Linked DNA regions of Homo sapiens: region 2 is linked to region 1. A link is a loop called in an ENCODE intact Hi-C map of the cell type or tissue named here. Cell type or tissue: chondrocyte. All regions are shown on one strand. Links, peaks and the distances in the headings refer to the core of each region. The heading gives the core; the rest is flanking DNA.

The links. Hi-C counts contacts between places; a loop is a spot of excess contacts. Peaks named below come from ENCODE experiments on the same cell type or tissue, not always from the same donor. Only the 100,000 strongest peaks of a DNase experiment are listed, where the experiment ranks them.
Region 2: it touches region 1 in a loop (11-fold over the local background); 23 of 110 quality-filtered maps call a loop at or near these places.

What each region holds. Positions count from the first base shown.
Region 1 is chr6:170,524,094-170,534,758 of GRCh38, forward strand. No RefSeq gene overlaps it. Among named protein-coding and RNA genes, the nearest start is that of PSMB1, 24 kb to the right of the region's middle. In chondrocyte, for the core only: CTCF peaks have their summits at 5,937 (motif pointing left) and 6,139; no DNase peak of the experiment used is centred there.
Region 2 is chr6:168,889,089-168,899,753 of GRCh38, forward strand. No RefSeq gene overlaps it. Among named protein-coding and RNA genes, the nearest start is that of LINC01615, 270 kb to the right of the region's middle. In chondrocyte, for the core only: a CTCF peak has its summit at 6,111 (motif pointing right); no DNase peak of the experiment used is centred there.

The DNA of each region.
Region 1 (10,665 bases), core at 1,395-9,394:
TCCTTTTAAGGCCATCAGGGATCTGAGCCCCCATGGGTAGGGAACAGGCCAGGCAGCTGGAGCGTACAAGAGTCACCACTACGAATAGCTTGACTCTGAAGTTTCTAAAAGGGAACCTGGACCACCTGAGCCTCCCCAGAAGACGCCTCAGTCACATTTACCCTGCTGCTGCCATTAGTATCAGGCAGAGCCATCTGTACACGCGGGAACATGAAGGGCACTTTGCAAGACTTCAGCTGGTGGGTTAAATGTGGCTCACAGCTGTCGCTGAGGCACACTCCCCAAAATAGTCTCAACACAGCAGTAGGAAAGATGACACAGAGGTGACTGAGACTAATAGCAATACAGTATTACTATTATCCCTTGAATAAAGTATGTAAATCAAGGTGTTAACCATCAGGAGCAGAGAAAAGAGAGTGTTAAGTATAGGGGCTTAGCTGTAAAAAGAATCAGAAGAAAAAGAAAAAAAAACCCTCAGTTAAAGGGCTAGATAGTCTAGAAAATTTGTTAGGTATTTATATTATTAACACAGAGCAGGGTAACACGATAGAATAGAAACCTGTTACAAACAGGCAACAACAACAACAAAATAGACAACAACCCTAGAAGAAAAATGCCTTGAAGGAAAAGCTGGAATACTGTGAGAGACTTACCAGTGGCCTGTCTGCGTGTAACTAACTCCTCATCCCGACTTGGTCACGCAAAGGACAGGTGACCATACCTCCAGGAAGGTGGAAAGGGGCCCTACATGAGTGAGAGGCTCAAGTCCTGCCCAAGTGGAATCTGTGATTCTGTGATCTAAAGAAAGTTTGTGGCTATTTTTAGAAACTAAAGTTTATCTCATATTGACACAAACTCAAAAATCAATGATACTTTGAGATATGTCATATCACAAAAAAGATTTCTCCTCTAGTACATTATCATTTAACCAATACAAACAGGTCTGGGCCAGGTGCTGTGGTTCATGCCTATAAACCCAGCACTTTGAGAGGCTGAGGGGGGTGGATCCCTAGAGCCCAGGAGTTTCAGGCCAGCCTGGGCAACATGGTGAAACTCTGTCTCTACCAAAAGTACAAAAATTAGCCAGGTATAGTGGCACACACCTGTAGTTCCAGCTACTAAGGAGGCTAAGGTGAGAGGACCACTGAGCCCAGGGACGTAGAGACTACGGTGAGACATGATTATACCACTGCACTCCAGCCTGGGCAACAGAGGGAGACCTTCTCTCAAAAAGAAAAGAAAAGAAAAAGAAACAGGTCTAATTTGTTCATCTAAGCAATGATAAGATTTATATGAACATAAGTTGCTTTATTGATGAAAAATTGAACATAATCTAATCAAGCCTCTAAATTTAACTGCCAATTTATAGGAAAAGACAGGACAGAACCTACAGGAATGCAATCATTTATATCTAGAATGTGGAAGATTCTGCATGACAAACGACTTGGATTCTTCAACATGTAAATTTCAAGGAAAGAGAGAGAGAGAGAGATAAAAAGGCTTGTTTCCAGATTTGAATGACATGTTAATAGACATTTATGAGACAATCAAGGAAATTTGAACATGGACTGCATATTGAATGTTGAGGGATTATAGTTAATTTTTAAAGGTACAATTGTGATACTGTGATTATATTTTTAAATGCGATCATTATCTTTTAGGAGCACTAAAATATTTACTAATAAAATTATAGGATTTACTTCAAAATAAACAACGATAATAAGATTACCATGAATAGTGGTGGGTGAAATATACAAGGGGCTTATTTGACATTTCCATAATAAAAAACACGAATGAATAACAAAGCATTATAGAAATTCAAGTAAAAAATAGCTCGTGCTTAGTAATAAATCAAAGCGTGCTGGACACTTTAAATAATAAACAAAGATAAGATCTTGCCCTCTAGAAAACAGCTCTAATTCAGGACAGACTTGCTCACATCAGATGGAAGAGTCAGAATGAGATGTGCTGAGTAGAAGGTAGAACGGTCGCTAGCAGAGGGTGGGAAGGTGGTATGTGTGGGGGAGAGGAGAAAGAGAGGTTGATTAATGGGTACAAACAGACAGTTAGATGGAAGGAGTGAGATCTGTTGTTCGACAGTAGAGTAGGGTGACTACAGTTAACAACAATATTTGCATATTTCAAAATAGCTAGAAGACAGGACTTGGAATGTTCCCAACACATAGAAAGGTGATGAACTCAAGGTGCTGAACACCCCAAATACCCTGACTTGATCATTATGCAATAACAAAATATCACATGTACCCTGTAAATATGTACAAATACTACATATCAATTTAAAAATTTTCACACAAGAATGAGATGTGCTGATGCATGTGGAGGCCCTAGCTCCAGACTGGGTGTAAACTTCAAGCCACTGAAGATCTTATTTCCAAGGTTTTTCTACTTTGAAATTCCAAACTTATTTTTCTAGCAGATTTATAAGGGACACGGGACAACATAAACTTGTTAAAGTGACAAGAGAAAGTAAATATGCCCTTAAATTTATACCAAATCTTCTGACAAGTCTTGACTGATAATTGTTTCCTTCAAATTTGTGAAAAACATGAGAGAAAACGTGTTTGTATCTCATTTTTAAGTGTGGACACTTGGCATTGCTCACGGCTTCCAACGGAATAAAATAGGGCTTAGTTGTTTTCCATTAGCTTTTTCCTTTGTGTGTGTGTGTGTGTGTGTGTGTGTGTGTGTGTGTTGTGTGTACATATTGGCTCTAAGCATTTATTAGCCCAATAATTTTTAGTGAAACTCTCCACTTCTCAATATCTTTTGCCGTATTAGATTTTTGTAACATGTGCTAAAGGTTAAAACACCTTTTCCCCTTCATGAAGCCTGAGAGAAGTCGGTTTTCTGGGTTTTCTCAAGACAACCCAGAGGTTTTGTATACGTCTGTCTAAAAAGTCTCAGATTTTTCTTGCTAATTGTGCACCTTCATAATCAAGCAGACAAATCAGAATATTATTTTGGTGAGGCCATCATCTAAACTAACAGTCTTTATGTACAGAAGCAGCACTGACCGGGTTCATACTCCTCAGTTAGCAAGTCAACATCTTCCTCCTGCCAGCAACCCATCCCAGAATATCTGTGGCTTATTAATACTTATGAAAACAACAGTCTTCATTATTTACTAATTAGGAGATGATCAGATGTATCTATTGATAGCAACAGGCTATTTAAAAGTGAAATAATCTATCAAACAGATTTTTTATCAACTCAAAGTTTCCAGTTAGATATTTTTCATTAAATTGATTGCTAGATTGCAGCCACAATCAAACTTAAGTATTATAAGAAGTTTGGTTGGTCTTTTAAAATCATGCAAAAATTCAAGGGGTGCTATTAAATATAGAATTCCAAATGTATAAAGTCTTGTCCTAAAATGGTCAATAAAATGAACCAGTCCACTGGTTCATTTATAGGGGGCCAGTCCACTACATTAATTTGGATGTTCTTCGTCTGCATTTTCATGTTTTCACACACCTGCAGTCATTGTGTACAATTCTGGACTCTTGATTTTCATTTAGCATTCTGCGTTAATATTCTGACATGTTGCTGCCAGGTCTTCATGGCCACCACTTTTAATGGCCAGAAAATATTTCATGTAGTGAACATTTCATAAATTACTTAACCATGTCCCAATTATTGGTTATTTAAGGAATTTAAAACTAAAACACCACTCTTGTGACAAAGTTCTGATGTATCCAGATGTACTCATGCCAAGTCGTCCATCAATAGTTCTGCTAAACCCTGTCAGAGCCCTTTTCTGAAGGGAACCAGGAAACATCTCACAACAAGAAGCTTAAGGCCTCTACAAAATGACTTCAGGGTTAGGATTTCAATTTCACTCTGAGGCACATACAGGAACCACTAGGTTATTTGGCTTAGAATGGAGGGAAGTGTCATTTTGTTTCTGTTCGGCCTGCAGGAAGCTCCTTCCCAGGCCCTGCATTGCCAATTGAACAATTGAACAATTCTCATTGTTCAATTCCCACCTATGAGTGAGAACATGCATTGTTTGGTTTCCTGTCCTTGCGATAGTTTACTGAGAATGATGGTTTCCAGCTTCATCCATGTCCCTACGAAGGACATGAACTCATCATTTTTTATGGCTGCATAGTATTCCATGGTGTATATGTGCCACATTTTCTTAATCCAGTCTATCACTGATGGACATTTGGGTTGGTTCCAAGTCTTTGCTATTGTGAATAGTACCGCAATAAACATACGTGTGCATGTGTCTTTATAGTGCCTAGAACATAATAGGAGCTCCAGAAATACTGTTGAAAAAATGAATAAATTGAGCACACTAAGTGTCTGAATAAAATACCCTGACCATACCCCTAAATAAACAACATAAATAAGCAAATTTCAATTTCTCGGAAAAGTTATATTTTAGTGTCCAATGCTCTTGTTATGCAGTAATGGCATCTTTGATTATTCATATTCGTTAGAGCTTCCAGAAAGGAGTATTGCAAATCACACGGGCCTCTGACTCTCATGACCAAATCCCCCTGTCACTGTCCTTGTTCTCTGATCCTTCCTCTGGGCCCTCGGAAATGCTGGTCTCCATCAAATTGCTGTAAACAGTTTTCAGAAAAAGTTCTCTTTGGGAAGTTTCAAGAGAAAACCACAAATTTCCTGGAAATGCTTCATGCTTCATGACATTTAAGGCTTTCAGAGCCTTGAACTTCAGGAGCAAGATAGCTGGTAGGTCTTCTGGAGGTCTTGCCTAACCTGAGAAGGTCCCAGAGAATTTGTGCATAGAACCTCCCAGGAAGCAGTAAGACAGGCTGGTGCAGTCCCACAGGATGAGAAAGGTAAGAGCTTACCAATGTCTCCAGTTTTGTAAATGAATGTTCTTAGCATTTTTGGTGAGGAGAAAAAAATATCAAACCCATCACAGACAGATCAGCAGTCTCTTGACCTAGGTCACTCAAGGGGTTCTCAACAATCAATTCTAAAATGCAAGTGAAAAATGTCAATATAAGGCTAGACACAGGGGCTCATGCCTGTAATTCCAACACTTTGGAAGGCCAAGGCAGACCTAGAACTTTGTAAATCTGAGATTTTGCTCCATGACTTTGTGGATACTTTCTACTAATACCACCTACACAAAATCTTCAACCAAGAATCTTAATTGCATTTATCAACTTGTGTCCTTAGATCATAACATTTAGATTCATTTGAAAGAAATTTATTGAAGTAAAAGAAATAAGAAGAACTTGATAGCACAAAACAAAGAAAACCCAGAAAGAGAGAGAGAGAGAGAAGCAGAAAAACTAAACACTGAAACCCAGAGAGAGAGAGAGAAGTAGAAAAACTAAACACTGAGTCTTAATCTGTTCTGCCACTAGTCAGCAGCCTGCACAGAGCACTTTAATGTATTCTCTGTCCATTAGTTTCCTTGTTTATGAAAGTATATAGCTCCAAAAAAATTCTGTGTTCTGATTTTTGTCTCTCCAAACCACAACCAGTCCCCTGCTCCCTTCTCTCCTCCTCCTCCTCCTTCTTCTTCTTTCTCTCTCTCTCCCTGTCTCTCTCTCTCTCTCTCTCTCTCCCCCTTTCCCTCTCCCCCACCCACCCACCTCCCAACCCCTGCATACACCTAGGACACCTCCAGCATAGGTTACTACCAATTTTGCACACCTCCAGCATAGGTTACTACCAATTTTGCTGGGTTTATCTCCTTCTGTCCTTTCCGCTTTGATCTGAGGAATAGCTGAGATTTAGGACAGCAACAAGGTGTACCTCCTTCCAGGTTATAAAACAGGATTAATGATTAGGCTCAAGGCCCCTTCCTAGTCACTCAGTAAAGTCTGTGCACTGGAAAACTGTGGTAGCAGTTTTCTGAGCATTAGAAAACTGTGGTTCTCACAGAGGCTGGATGAGTCAACACTGCCATCTGGCGGCCTCTTGGAGGGTGATGTGGAGCCTGGCTTTCATTGAAGAATGAAGGTCCCTTGATTTCCTGACCCTCAGCCAACTCTCCAGCAGCTTCTCACTGCAGAAGAGGTCAGGCCATTGGTCAGCTTGAGGACAAAGTGGGAGGATCACACTTTCGATCACCTATACTTTCTAACAATCAGCCCTGTGGACATCTGCTCACGCCCCATGCTGTTTTTAAAATATTTTCCCATTATAGAAATATTTTTCAAAGATGATTCACAAGCTCCAGGAGCCATTCAGACAAGGGAGAGCAAATTGGCAGCTAAACTCATTCAAGAGTGGAGCAGATGCACATGAAGCTCTGTCTGGCGGAGGAGGCACAAGACACCGAGCCTGGCTGGGAGGGTGCTCATGACAAGAGTGGGGCCACAGGCCTCTCCTTTCATTGGACATAGTGGCCATACAAAGTGGCTGCCTTGAAATGCACCCACATACACTATCGGTCCTCCCGGTCTAGGGAGAAAACTAGCACAGTATGTCAACAGATAAATCAGCGCAATCCTGTGGGTGAAGCAGTGCACCCATACTCTTCATTCTGCTGAGCGGAACTCAAGGGTGAGACACTTGTATTCCTAACTCCACTTGCCTTCAGGCTCCTCCAACATTCCAAATTGCCCATGGACAGAGCTACTACCCCTCCATAGAAGTGACAACTTGAAATAAAAGATTTGAAGCTCCTTCCCACGTTTAGACCCAGGCCTGCTGCTAGGAACTCCAGAGGAGGGATGGAAAGAAGTTTGCACTGCTCACAGATTTAATGTTTCTCTCACAACCAGAAGTAGGCAGCAGGATGGATTTTCAATCAACACTAACAAACGGATCACTCCTGGGTCCTTTAAACAAGTTCCATGTCTCTTTATAGGTTTTAGGTGCCTCCTATGTGTTCAGACTTCGTATAATGGATATATAAGAAAAGTAAATGGGAGGGGCAATATTTAAGAAATAACAGCAAACAATTGCATTCATATTTAATATAAACTACAAGTATCAAGTTAATAGACGCTCAGAAGAAATTCATAAAATCTAGAAAAGTTGGGAAAATCTCAATAGAGAAAATAAAACTTGATCTGGACTTTAAGAGTATGATTTATAAAGTTCAAGGGGACAGTACACAAAGTCAGACAATGTTAGCTGAATCACTGAAGAATGAGAATATCACACCCACTTAACAAAGCAGCCCAGCTAGTTAAAGAAGTATGTTGAAGAGGTAGGGAGTTGGGTGGGGGAGGCGAGGATGGCGTGGAGGGATCTGAAAACTATCAACCTTAAATAATGAGATTTAGAAAATATGATTAAGTAGAGGGTTAATTCGAGTGCAGAGCTTGAGAATGGCCACCTGGAAACACTGACTCTAAACCAGTAAGGTTAATGTTTCAAAGTGGAGAAGTTAAGGTTTCACTTAGAAATTTTAGCAGGATCACATTTTCCATACAAGACCAGTGCATTCGCCACAGCAATTTGATTGGTTATAGATTGCTGCTCATTCCAAGATTACTTTATTACTCTGTGCGGAGGAGTAGTGATTTGAGGGGTCTTATGTCTGGTGCCTTTTTGTCTTGTTTACAGGGGAAAAGGCAGAAGTTGCGCCTGCATGCCGCATAACTCAGGCTCTGCATAGCCACATGTCTTTCAAGGCTCAGAATAATTTGAAGTTCCAACAGCTTTAAGTTTGAATTAATTTCACAAAGCGGAGAAAGACTTGGACTTCGTGCAGTAATGAAGACCACCGATGGGTACTGAACAGCTCTGGTGGGTTTGCACTCAGAGAAAGGAGCCTAAGATGCAGAAGGTGCAGTGAGGCAGCAGCCATCTGCTCTTGTGCTGCTGAGCAGAGCATGATGGGCTGTCACCGCTCACGCGTGTTCTTTACCTGCTGACTCACCTGGCGGCATGGGCTGCATATGGGGTCCCAGCTCCTTAAGCTCCTGTCAGGCCCTTCTGCAACTTCTCCCAAGCTCTTGGGCCAGGTGCATGTCTAGCCATGAAAAAGGAGGCCAGTACCTGATCACTAAGTGAAAGTTCTAAGGTAGTGGGACTGCCACAGGTGTCCCCCATGGTCCCAGGTCACAATCCAGTCTGTTGACCCTCCTCCTTTTGCACCATCGCCCCTTTGACAGCCTGTGCTATGGGTTTTAGGCTCCTAGCACCAAACAGAAACAGGCTTATATAGATCATCTAATCAGCTCTTCTTATGTGAGGCCGAACTCTGTAATAAATCTTTTTATGTCTCCTAGGGCTTCTCTGATTGAACCTGTCTGATGAGGAGTTAAAGAAGTTCTCAAATTGTGTATGCATAAGAATCACCTGGGATTTCTAGCTCAGAGACTGGGACAATAGGTCTATTGAACCTAGGAGTTCATTTTGAACAAGTGCTCTACGTAATTCTGATACAGGGAATCTTCCAGTTACAGTTTGAAATTCACAAATACAAGGAATGAGAGACCTAGAATCAGAAAGCATGTTAATACACTTTTGGGCCATTAAGTGCTCACCCAGGTAACAGGTACAGAAAGGCAGAAAAAGGAAACCTATCAGGGTAATAATTATGCCTTTTTTTTTTTTTTTTTTTGAGACAGGGTCTTGCTCTATCACCCAGGCTGGAGTGCAGTGGCACAACCACAGCTCACTGCAGCCTTGACCTCCTGGGCTCAAGTGATTCTTCCAGTTCAGCCTCTTGAGTAACTACGACTACAGGCATGTGCCACCATCCCTGGCTCATTTTTTGTAGAGAGGGGGTTTGGCCATGCTGCACAGGCTGGTCTCAAATTCCTGGGCTCATGTGATTTCCCCACCTCAGCCTCCTAAAGTATTAGGATTACAGGCGTAAGCCACTGTGCTTGGCCAAGACATTTTGGTAAGAAATATTATTTTCCTACTAAATTGTCTACATTCCCCTTGGGTAGGCTTGCAAAGTCACTGTGACTACAGCAGGAGCTATTGCTGCATGGGAAATATGGAGACACGAGTGGTACCTGGCAGTCACGGGCTCAGTTTGTTTCTAACCTCCCAAGTCAGCACAGCCCCACTGAGCAGACTGCCGGAAAGTATTTATGCCATCTGTCGGATAATTAAGACAAATCCAAACATCTACGTGCATTCTGTGTGTATAAATGGAGTCATGGCCAACCTCTCAAGCAGTTTTCCATCAATCACTTGTAATATTACCAGATACTTCCAATCCCCTTGCAGGCAGTAATGAAGAGAAAGTCTCTACATCAGCAGCTTCTCACTGGAATCTTCAAGCCTAACTCTTAAGAATGAATCATACTTCTAATGTTTATCAAAGGTTTTCTTTTCACACAAGGAATGTGCCTGAATGATCTATAAAACTACCCAAATAACTAGTAGCCAGGTTAGCTCTAGGAGCCATATGCCAAACACATTCTGGACTAAGTCGTGTTCACTCCAAAACTAAGACCATGTTCAAAGTCTACAGCAATACTGGATTAAAACAATGTTAGCTGAAGGTTGTAAAAAAACATCATGGAACACTAATTATGTGCCATCAATCATTACTCAATTTGTAGAACTTCCCTATACACCTTGGGAGGTGAGAACCTTATAGAAAATCCTAGATACACAACTTTATATAAACAGAAAATTCCAAAATGGGAAATCCTTTAGAATAAGAATATACCTAGTGTATATAAAGAAGAAAAAATGTAGATTTGAAATTGGGATACTCTACAGTTTTTAGTTGGGACATTGGGATAGTTAATTTTAGGTGTCAACTTGACTGGATTAAAGGATATCAAGACAGCAGGTAAAGCATTACTTCTGGGTTTGTCTGTGAGGATGTTTCCGGAGACTGGCCTAGGAGTTTGTGGACTGAGTGCAGATCAGCCTGTGTGAGCAGGCACCATCCAACTGAATGGAGCCCAGATAGAACCAAAAGGCAAAGGCAAATAATTCACTGTCTTTCTCCTCGAGCCAGGGACTTGATTAGCAACCCCTCACACCCAACTCCTTATTTTCAGGACTTCAAGGGTTATACCATCAGCTTCCCTGGTTGTGAGGCCTTCAGACTTGGACTGAGCCATGCTGCCAGTTTCTCTGGCTCCCCAGCTTGCAGACAGCCAGGCATGGGAATTCTCAGTCTCAATAACTGAGTGAGCCAATTTCTTTAATAAACCCTTTCTCATCTCTCTCTATATACAAACATATCCTATTGGTTCTGAGTCTTTGGAGAATCCTCATACAGACACTGTTAAGAGATGAACCAGGTGTTACCACTGTGTCCCCAATGCCTGGGATAGTGAGTGACAGTATTGATGTTTGTGCAATAAATGTTTACAATGTGTATCTACTAGCAGCTTTCGATAATTTGAATTATTTATAAAAGGCAAAATAAACAAAAGTGGTATCTAAGATTAACCACTAACTTAGTAAAATTCCATTTATACCACAGGTTGTTCTGGTACAAAGCATACAATAACTCCCATGTTACATATAATTTGACTTGTTCAATAACAAGAAAATTACTCAAATATTATAATGGAGTTAAAATGTATTTAATAGATCTAAAAAATTTTGGCTCTATCAAAACTTAGGTCTCAATTATAACATTACTAAAGTGCTTGTAAAAATTATCCCAGATTTCTGGCTACAGCTTGTATAAAGGCCTATTTTTTTTTTTTTACAGTTTTATTTTGGTTGAAGATTTTTCTCCAAAATAGCTATTCCAGATGGCTTAACAGTCCCAGA
Region 2 (10,665 bases), core at 1,487-9,486, 1.6 Mb before region 1:
CCAAGCCGTGGCTCCTGTCGTCCTGACATAGACGCCGCCATTTTAACGCTGACCTCCAGGGGCTGGTGGCTGGACCTGCGCGGCCATCACTGCCCAGACCCAGCAGAACCCCATGGTTGCACACATCTCCCACTAACATTCGGCATCAAAAGTCAGGGAATCGACGTTTATTGCGAAGTTCAAGACGGCTCACTGGTCTGGATATTCTGTTTTATGTCTTACTTGACTACACACTTAAACTCTATGAAAATGGTTCTGTGTCTGTTCTCTAAGATTAGGAGCTCCCTTCTTTCACAAATAAGGGAAAAGTACACTGAAAAAAAATGTTTGTAAGTAATTTCTAGGCCAGGCGCAGTGGCTCACGCCTGTAATCCCAGCACTTTGAGAGGCCAAGACAGGTGGATTACCTGAAGTCAGAAGTGCAATACCAGCCTGGTCAATATGGTGAAACCCCGTCTCTACCAAAAATACAAAACGTTAGCCAGGCGTGGTGATGTGTGCCTGTGGTCCCAGCTACTCAGGAGGCTGAGGCAGGAGAATCGCTTGAACCTAGGAGGCAGAGGTTGTAGTGAGCCAAGATCGCGCCACTGCACTCCAGCCTCAGCGACAGAGCAAGACTCCATCTCAAAAAAAAAAAAAAGGAAATCTATTTCTATACTTTGAATGCTCACTTTTTAATAATTCTGTGTTTGTTAGTATCCCAGAAGCTGATTCTATTTATGAAAAATGCACCTGATATCCTGAGAACACTGCCAAGTGTGCACTCTGGATTGGCCTCTGCACACACAATTGTCCAGTTGCTGAGGGCTGCCCCGAGCTGAGCACTGCTTTGCGAATGTTGGATGAGCACTTACCTTAGGCTTAGCTGCACGAGAGCCCTGGAGCAGTGTGGGGTTTGTGAAAGAGCACAGGCTCCCCTGGTGCCCAGCGAACCTGGTGGAGTGAGATGAGTTTCCCCTTATGACAAGGGAAATAAAGATGGGATGAAGCATCCACTGGGACAGCCCAAGGGCCGGGGTCCTAAAGGCCAAGGGCATTCAGATGCTGACGCTGGAGGCCTCCTCAGTGAGGGAAGCCAGTGCCTGCCCTGGTGGGGAGGATGGGAGCACCTGGCCACACAGAGAAGAAGGGAAGAGGACGACTCGGCACGAAGCCGGCTTTGAAACTTGACTGGGAGGGAGTCCAGCAAGAACGGAGCCAGGCAGGTTTATTCACTGATTGTTCATCTTTTCATTCTCGGCTTGTGCAGGAGTCCAGAGCTATTTTAAACAGCACCGTTAGAACCGTCTCTGCAAACAACATCTACTGCTGTGCTGACCGTGGACAGGTCTCCGCCAAGCCGTGGCTCCTGTTGTCCTGACATAGACGCTGCCATTTTAACACAGACCTCAAGGGGCTGGTGGCTGGACCCACGCGGCCGTCACTGCCCCGACCCAGCAGAACCCCGTGGGCGTGGTTGCACACGTCTCCCACTAACGTTCAGCATCAAAAGTCGGGGGATCGACATTTATTGCAAAGTTCAAGACAGCTCACTGGTCTGACCTCGAGGGTGTCCCTTAGGCCCGTCTCTCAGAGTGTGCATTGGCTGTAATGGAGAAAGTGAGTTTTCCTTGGATTCTGCCCTGGTTTGACCTCATCACACTCCAGGACACAGAGAGCCCGGCTGGGTGATCAGAGATCGGTGTCCTCGGGGAGCCTGCAGTGCCCCTGCTGAGGGCTTCAGGGGCTCAGGAGGTGAAGTGGCTGACTCTAGGTAAAATGGGCTCCGGGAGAGGCACCTTTGTTTTAGGGTGGTTTTAGGATCATTAGGTGAATGCAGCGACCTCACCCAACTACGGCCTCAGGGCCTGGCTCCCCTCAGCCCCCCGGGGCTTTGATGGTGGCCTTGGGACCTGTCCCAGAAGTTGCTGGCTGAGTACAACAGACCTTTGCTGACCAAAGGAAGCAAGGAAAAGAGTTTAGCTGCTCAGGACAATGACTGCATTTAATGACCTCTCCTGCTAGAAACAAAAAAACAGTGGCTCAGGCCTGGGGATGAGAATCAAGTTTTACAGATGGTGGCAGGAGTTCATTACACTGAGCACAGCCAGCCAGCGTCCTGCAGCTGCAAGTGCTCCAGGAAAGGCACCTCCACTTCTGGTCTCATCTCGAGGTCGGTCTCAGTCAGCTGGGAGTGAAAGGGACACATTTACAAGTATTCTCTGGAGACAGTGCAAGGTGCTTCCTGCTGCCATCCAGGACAAGAGGCTCCTGTGCTGGGTGCCTGATACTCTGGCTGGGATGCTTGCATCCTCTCCTTTGCTTCTGCCTGGATCCCTCCCTCCCAAACTTGGTGTCAGAAGAGAAGAGGGACCTCTGGGGACGCAAACATCATTACCAAAACTTTAAGGCCACTTTTCAACAAAAAGGGCATCTTTGAAAGACTTTCAGATCAGAAACAACGCTGTCTCTACCCTCCCACCCCTCCAACCTCAGATTTGGGTGCACTACCATGCAGAATATATCAAATCAGACTTTTGCTATGATAATCTGACTTTTATCAAAGAGCACTGAGAGGGGACAGCCTGGCTGAAGACCACCCCAACAGCTGGTTTTTTTTTTTTTTTTTTCAATTTTTGAGACAAGATCTCACTCTGTCACCCAGGCTGGAGTGCAGTGATGCCATCACAGCTCACTGCAGCCTCAAACTCCTGGGCTAAAGCAATCCTCCCACCTCAGCCTCCTGAGTGGCTGGAACCACGTGCCTGCATGTGCCTGCACCACGCCTGGCTTAGTTGTTTTTTTTTTTTTTTTTTTGTAGAGATGGGGTCTTGCCATGTTGCCTAGGCTGGTCTTAAACTCCTGGGCTCAAGCAATCCTTCCTCGGCCTCCCACAGTGCTGGGATTTTAGGCATGAGCCCCCGCACAGCTCTGTGGGAATGCAAGGCCTTATCCCAGGAACACATGCTGCTGGGGGGATAACCAGGAACATTGGCCCCAGTTTTCCACCTGGATCTGGGAAAGAGACATCACACAGCTCAGTGTCCAGGAGTGGGGGCAGCCCAAGACTCAGGCTCAGGTTTTCCACCTGGATCTTGGAAAGAGACATCACACAGCTCAGCCTCTAGGAGGCGGGGCAGCCCGAGACTCAGGCTCAGGTTTTCCACCTGGACCTTGGAAAGAGACATCACACAGCTCAGCGTCCAGGAGGCGGGCAGCCCGAGACTCAGGCTCAGGTTTTCCACCTGGACCTTGGAAAGAGACATCACACAGCTCAATGTCCAGGAGGTGGGGCAGCCCAAGACTCAGGCTCAGGTTTTCCACCTGGATCTGGGAAAGAGACATCACACAGCTCAGCATCCAGGAGGCCGGGCAGCCTGAGACTCAGGCTCAGGTTTTCCACCTGGATCTCGGAAAGAGACATCACACAGCTCAGCATCCAGGAGGCGGGGCAGCCCAAGACTCAGGCTCAGGTTTTCCATCTGGATCTGGGAATGAAGACATCACACAGCTCAGCGTCCAGGAGGTGGGGCAGCCCGAGACTCAGGCTCAGGTTTTCCACCTGGATCTGGGAATGAAGACATCACACAGCTCAGCGTCCAGGAGGTGGGGCAGCCCGAGACTCAGGCTCAGGTTTTCCACCTGGTCCTTGGAAAGAGACATCACACAGCTCAGCGTTCAGGAGGCGGGGCAGCCCAAGACTCAGGCTCAGGTTTTCCACCTGGATCTCAGAAAGAGACATCACACAGCTCAGCTTCTAGGAGGCAGGGCAGCCCGAGACTCAGGCTCAGGTTTTCCACCTGGATCTGGGAATGAAGACATGACACAGCTCAGCGTCCAGGAGGCAGGGCAGCCCGGGACGTGGGCTCAGGTTTTCTGAGCTCATCTACTTGGTCTCTCCTCACTCACTGTATGACCTCAGGTAACTTCCTGAGTGTCTTCATGCCTCAGTTTCTCCGTGTGCAATAGGAGTTTTGTGAAGATTAATTGAATTAATAACTATGTCGGGACAAATGTATCAGCTCCTGGCACTTGGTAATATAAGCCATGACTCTTCACTGTTGTTATCATTTGATATTTGAGCTTAATGCCAAAAGTTTCTCCGGAGGAAGGTGCAGCTCTCTCGAAGGCGCTGAGCTCCAGCAGGGAATGTACATCCCAACTCATAATTTCCTTCAATGTTAAAACATGAGCCAGTTGCCTGTGACTTTATTCCTTTCGTGCATTCGTGAGTTTACTATCAAGGAAATACAGGTAAGCTCTTCACGTTTATGTTTTCACACTCTTAAAGGCAACTCTGATTCTGATGTTTTAGGCTTTAGTCCATGTTTATCCTGTCTTCTAATTGTTCTAATTTTATGCATGTCTATAATAGTTGTCTTATGTTTCTAAATTACTTTTTATCTTTTTATGTTTTATAGCTATACCCTTTTTCATGATTTTTAGTGCATTAATGCCTGGGAGTGACAGCTGTTTACAATTCAAATCCCACATTCTGCTGCGAACTCTCCTCCTCTGTGTCCGGAAGGTTCTATCCACTTTCCTTTTGTGCATTTAGTTATTGGCACTGCTCCTTCTCCCCTAAAAGAATTCTAAGCAATTACACTTGCTCCATTTCCCTTTAAGGACTCGAACTCACTTCTCCCAGCAAGTCACACTGGCTTACTTGGTCATTGATCTTATGTTTTAGTCTCATTTCCGAGAACCTGCTCATCTGCGGTTGCCTTGTGTGTGTTGGAGACCTTCTCAGAGATGGGGTCATTTTGACAAAGTCACAGAGCAAAAGCCATCACACATCAAAGCCAGGGCTCCTCTGATGCTGAGCCAGTGGTGGGGCCAGGGCTTCTCCGATGCTGAGCCGGTCCCTTTATCCCGTACCCCATCCTCCCTGTGTGAAGGGCATGTGAGACAAAGCCCTTCCAAGTGCAGGACCTGACTCATAGCTCTGACACCTCTGCTTCCTGGGCCGTGTGTGGACAGGCACTGTCTTCTTGAGTGTAGACTGTGTGTTTTTCATTCTTCCATCTGCGACCCGTGGACCTGGGCGTGGGCGATATGGCTGCATTGAGCCTCTAACTGGCTTTCTTATGATAATTATTTTTATTTTTATTTTTTTGAGACAGAGTCACGCTCAGTTGCCCAGGCTGGAGTGCAGTGGTGTAATCTCAGCTCACTGCAACCTCCGCCTCCCCAGCTCAAGCCATTCTCCTGCCTCAGCCTCCTGAGTAGCTGGGATTACAGGCACCTGCCACCATGCCCAGCTAATTTTTGTATTTTTAGTAGAGATGGGGTTTCACCATGTTGTCCAGGCTGGTCTTGAGCTCCTGACCTCAGGCGATTCGCCTGCCTCGGCCTCCCAAAGTGCTGGAATTACAGGTGTGAGCCACCGCGCACGGCCTACAATAATATTTTTAAAACGGCTTTCTCCTATTTTCTTTGGCCTGTCTAAACTTAAGTATCCATATTTCTGTTTTCTGTGTTTGGATATATATATATATATATAATATTTTCCCCATTTTCTCTCATTTTCCCTCAATTTCCTAAAATTTGCCTTTTTCCTTTTATTTTCTTATGACATTATTCTTGTCAAGTACAATTGCTTTTGAATACAAAGTATTTTGGTTTATGATGTTCATGATTTGTCCTGAGATCCTAAAATTTTTGAGGAGAAACCCTTGTCTTCACTTCTAAGACTATTTTATTTTAGTTCTTTTCTCTGCATCCCCCTTAACCAGCTAATAACATTTTGTCTTGATTTCATAATATGATAGGTTTTCATCTTTGTGACTACCATGTGGTCACTTTTACTCACTAGGCTTTTGAACTCAATTTAAACAGAATAACTTACCAGTGCAAAATATGAGGTTAGATGAGTAAGTTGGAATCAAAATTCTGCCATGTTGGGCAAATTATTCACCTACATATTGTGAAGTGTTGTGTTATTTCTCCTTATTTATTCTTATGGGGTCTTATTAAAATCTTAGCATTTGTTAAAGAAAATAATATTCATCATTTAAAGACCAGACGGTTCAATCTAATGAATTTTAATAACACAACAAATTAAACCACGTTTGCCCCATTCTGTAAACAGCGCTGCCTGCTTTTCTGTCCTGGCACAGTGTCCAGGCTTGGCCACGAGGGGGCACTTGAAACCTGCCTTTCGGTGCCTGGTCGTCGTCCCCTGAAGTGAAAAGTTGCCCTTCCGGTTATTTCCCTTCCTGTTTGTCTGCCTCCGGGGTGTGTGGCTTCATTATCAGATCTCAGCAGCTTATGAACTTTAAAAAGGGTAATAAGCCCTGTGAAAACCCCCTTTGTGCACGTTTTCAAAAATGTATTTAACATCCAAAAAGAATGTTATGACACTCACTGTCTCCACGAGTGAAAATGTGTGTGCACATTGTGTGTGTGTGCATGTATGTGTGCATCCATACGTGTGTATGTATGTATGCATCTGTGTATGTGTGCATGCATGTGTGTGCGTCTGTGTATGTATCCATATGTGTGTGTATGTGTGTGCATGCATGTGTGTGCATGTGTGTGCACGTGCATCGCTTGCATGTTTTCTTGTGTGTGCATATCTGTGTGTGTGTGTGTGTGTCCCGGATAAATAAGCCATCAACTAAGAAGGAAACAGGCTGGCCTTTGTCTAGGGCCTGCCTTACATCTGCCGGAGTCCAAAGTCCACAATTCTTCCCTTTCGATTTCTGCCTTTTCCATAACTGGCACTGACCAGCAGAAACAGAAATGTGTTGTGAGGTCACCACCATCACCTTTCTGCTCATCCACACGTGTGCTGGGGTCTGCTGCCGGCAGCGGTGTGGCAGGACTCGGCGGTCTCTTGTGCAGGTCTGCGTCTCAGATGAATGAGGATGAAGTTTTGATTAGATGCCCTCTCCGTTCCCTGAAACTCTGGAATTCTAGGCCTGTCTCTTTTTCCTGCTTCCTTCCCTCCCTTCCTGCTTTCTTCTCTTCCTTCTTTCTTTTCTCTCCCCATCCCACCCTCCCTTTTCCCTTTTTCTCCCCCATCCCTTTACTCCCTAAATGAGTGTCTGAGGGGCCGACCACAGTGCCGTGCTGTGTCCTCTGCGAGTGTGTATTCAGAACTACAAGAAATCACTTTGTTCCTTCTCCTGTGTACTCACGGAACTTGATTCTTGCCCTGAGAAGAAGGCAGGAACCGGACACCTCCATCACCCTCTCTTTTTACACTTTCCAACGTCAGGACAGCACCCTTCCCTCCACTCCCACCTTCAGACTCTCAGAGGAACAGGCCATCTTCAGCTTGCGTTAGAACCTCTCCTCTACAGCCAGGACCCAGGTGTTTTCACACATTCCCCAGGGTTTTCTCTCCAATCAGCTTTGCGCCCCATCCCTCATGTTCACATTCCATTTAGAGAGGAAGCTGCACTGGCCCTGAGCCCCGCATTGCCTGGTGTTTCCCATCACTGCTCCACTGACCTTCCTGTCTCCTGCCGGGACGGTGGCTGTGGCCCCCGAAGCTGGGCTCCTGCCTTCCCTTGCCCCCCACACCCTCCTCGAGGCTCCAAGAGTGACAGGCTGTGGGCAGCCTCAGTCCTCTCCCCTCTCCATCTGCTTTCAACCAGGAATTAATTCGAGCAGGAACACCGCAGTGAACCCTTCCTGGCAGAATAGGACTGTGGTGTTGAAGGCAAGGCTCAACCACCCTCCACCAGCCTGGCTGAAGTTTTTGCAGAACCATGCTGCCCTCCGGGTCCCTTCCCCCAGTCCTTCTCCCTCCCCAGGAGCCTGAAGCTCTCCCCAGCTTCTTGTGCTCTCCAACAAGTCCCTTGAAAAAACTGATCCCATATTTCAATTTGTTATGAATCTATGTTTCTTTATGTCTCAGAGCATACTATTAACACTTGCTTTAAAGGAATAGTGTACTAATTACAACATGGAGGTCGGTCTCCACTGACACTTTTCTTCTGGGATTGGGTCCTATTTTTCTGTTTCCTCGGTTGAAGATTGTAAAGGTTTTGCCACTGTCCTGGACACTGAAGGTCACGTGTTCAGATTCTGGGTTCTGTTGTATTCCTCCAAACAGTGCTCAGCTGTGTCATTGCTGTTGTTGGTAGAGCGGACACTCACTTGACTGGAAGCAAACTGCAGGCTCTGTCTTTGGACAGCAGGTCAAATCTCAATTCAGACCTTTCATCTCTAGCTGGGCTGCTGGAGGTGTGTCTTGCATATGCACAGTTCAGGGGTCATCAGGTATTAGGGTAGAATTTATATACAAGATGCGTGGATGCCCCTCTCTGTCTCTTTCTCCACAGATTTCTCCTTAATGTCTTTGTGTCTATGGTTACCCCCAATTTTACCCTGCGGTGTTCTTCAGATGAGAAAGACTGCAGGTTACCTACTGGAGTTTCACTGCCCCACATGGCCTGCTGGAGCCTGGCCTTGGGGTAGAAGCTGTGAAGCTGGTATATTCACTCTGTGCCAACTCCTCTCCTCCAAGTGCTAATTCCAGCCCAGAAACTGCCTGCTTTGGAGCATGATGTAAACTTGGCCTCCCTTCATGCTACATACAGACCACGGAAATGGGACAACCACCCCAGGGTGCTCTGGGACCAGCTTGCATTGATTTGCAAGAGTGATTGTTGAACATTCTGCAATTTCCAAGCTGGCTGTTCCATCATTTGTAGCTTGAAACCAGAAGTTGATTAAACATGGTGGGACCATTTATACCATGGTACTTGACAAACTACAAACCAGGTGTGTCTGTCTGTCTGTCTCTCTCTCTCTCTCTCTCTTTTGTGGGGAGGGCAACTAATGAGTACCCTACTACCCAAGACATTTACCACTTTATTTCCTCAAATGTTAACTCTCACTCAGGACTTGCCAGCTTATGGTTTTTCTCTGTTCCTCCAGATAACTGTTATATGTCTCTCTCTCTCTCTCTCTCTCTCTCTCTCTCTCTCTCTCTCTCTCTCTCTCTGTGTGTGTGTGTGTATGTGTGTTAGGAGTACGGTAGTAGTTCTACAAAAGAACAACTACAAAAGAAAACTCATAGCTGTTATCTCAAACAAGGTGAATAGGCTCTGATGGGAGCCTTTCAGCCATCATTATAAACAAAAACCCTTTCAATGTATCTTCAATAAAAAGATCCTCTCTCTTCTTTCTTAGACATCATGTGATCTCTGTTCGTATGACAGGCTCTTCTGATCCAATCATCTCTACTCATTCCTTAGGTTAATTTTTGGCTTGATCAGTATTAATGTTCATATTAAGGCTTTTCATAATCAATTTGTGACTTAACACAATTAATATATTTAAACATCTATTAAAACTGAAATACATTTGTGCCCATCTATAGAGAGGGAAGTTTCTCACATGTTCTCTACAAACACTGGCTACTTGGTTACAAGAAACACTTTCACATTTTCTAGTCCCACAGGCTATTCACCAACTCTTATGTTTTGTCATGAAGACTAAGCTTAGCTCATAGTGGCAAATGTACCACTTACTCAGTCATTCCTTCAAAATGATTTATTAACTGCTTGGATAATAACCATGTAAACAAGTATATTCATAATTACAAGAACTTGTACGTCATGAAGTAAAGAAACTGTGATACAATTGCCCTAATAATAGAGAAACTCATTAGAGAGTGTGTTTGTAGAATGTCTGGCTGTGCAAGTAATATTTAAGCTAATATTTAAAGGATGAGAAGAAATTGTTCACTAAGGAACTGAAGAATTAAGAAGTAAACATTCCAGAACATTCCAGGTATAAGGAACCTTGTGCCAAATTCCCTAGGATAAGAAAGAATTTTTCAGCATGTCAAAATAACTGAACGAAGCCAGTGTGGATGGATTTTAGTAATCAGGCGACAGTGATATGGAAGGGGTAGGAGTGAAAGCAGGAAAGGGTGCCATGTAGAGTACTGCAGACCAAGTTAAGCCACGAGCCTGGGTTTTATACATTGCAATGGGGAGACGTTGAAACAGCATAGTCAGGAGTGGCTGACATAATTCATAGGTAAAAAGATAACTGTGACCTGAATTACCAGCGGATTAAAGAGGGGAAGAGAGGGCAAAAGAAGAATCCAGGGGGCTCATTGGGAGAAGCTAAGGCTGTGTGGGCGGCAGGTTTTTGTGACTTGGACTCGGGTTAGGGCAGTGGAGATATGGAAGTTCCTGGCTGTTCAAGAACCCAGTCAGGCTCAGTGGGTTGTGTCATAAGAAATACGCTCTGGGGGCCAGGCGCGGTGGCTCACACCTGTAATCCCAGCACTTTGGGAGGCCGAGGCAGGCAGATCACAAGGTCAGGAGTTCAAGACCAGACTGACCAATATGGTGAAACCCTGTCTCTACTGAAAAAAAAAATTAGCTGGGCATGGTGTCACGCACCTGTAGTCCCAGCTACTTGGGAGACTGAGGCAGGAGAATCGCTTGAACCCGGGAGGTGGAGGTTGCAGTAAGCCAAGATCACGCCACTGCACTCCAGCCTGGTGACAGAGCGAGACTCCGTCTCAAAATAGCAAACAAACAAACAAACAAAACATGCTCTGGGAAGGCGTGCCTTGCTGAATCCTTAAAAACATCTGAATGTGAAGATCAGGTAGAAGGCAACACACTTCTGAGCCAGCATAGAAGGAACAGATAGAGAGGTTAGGGAGACAGGTGCTCGGCTTCAGAGTCATCTTCTGTTCCTCATTGCCAG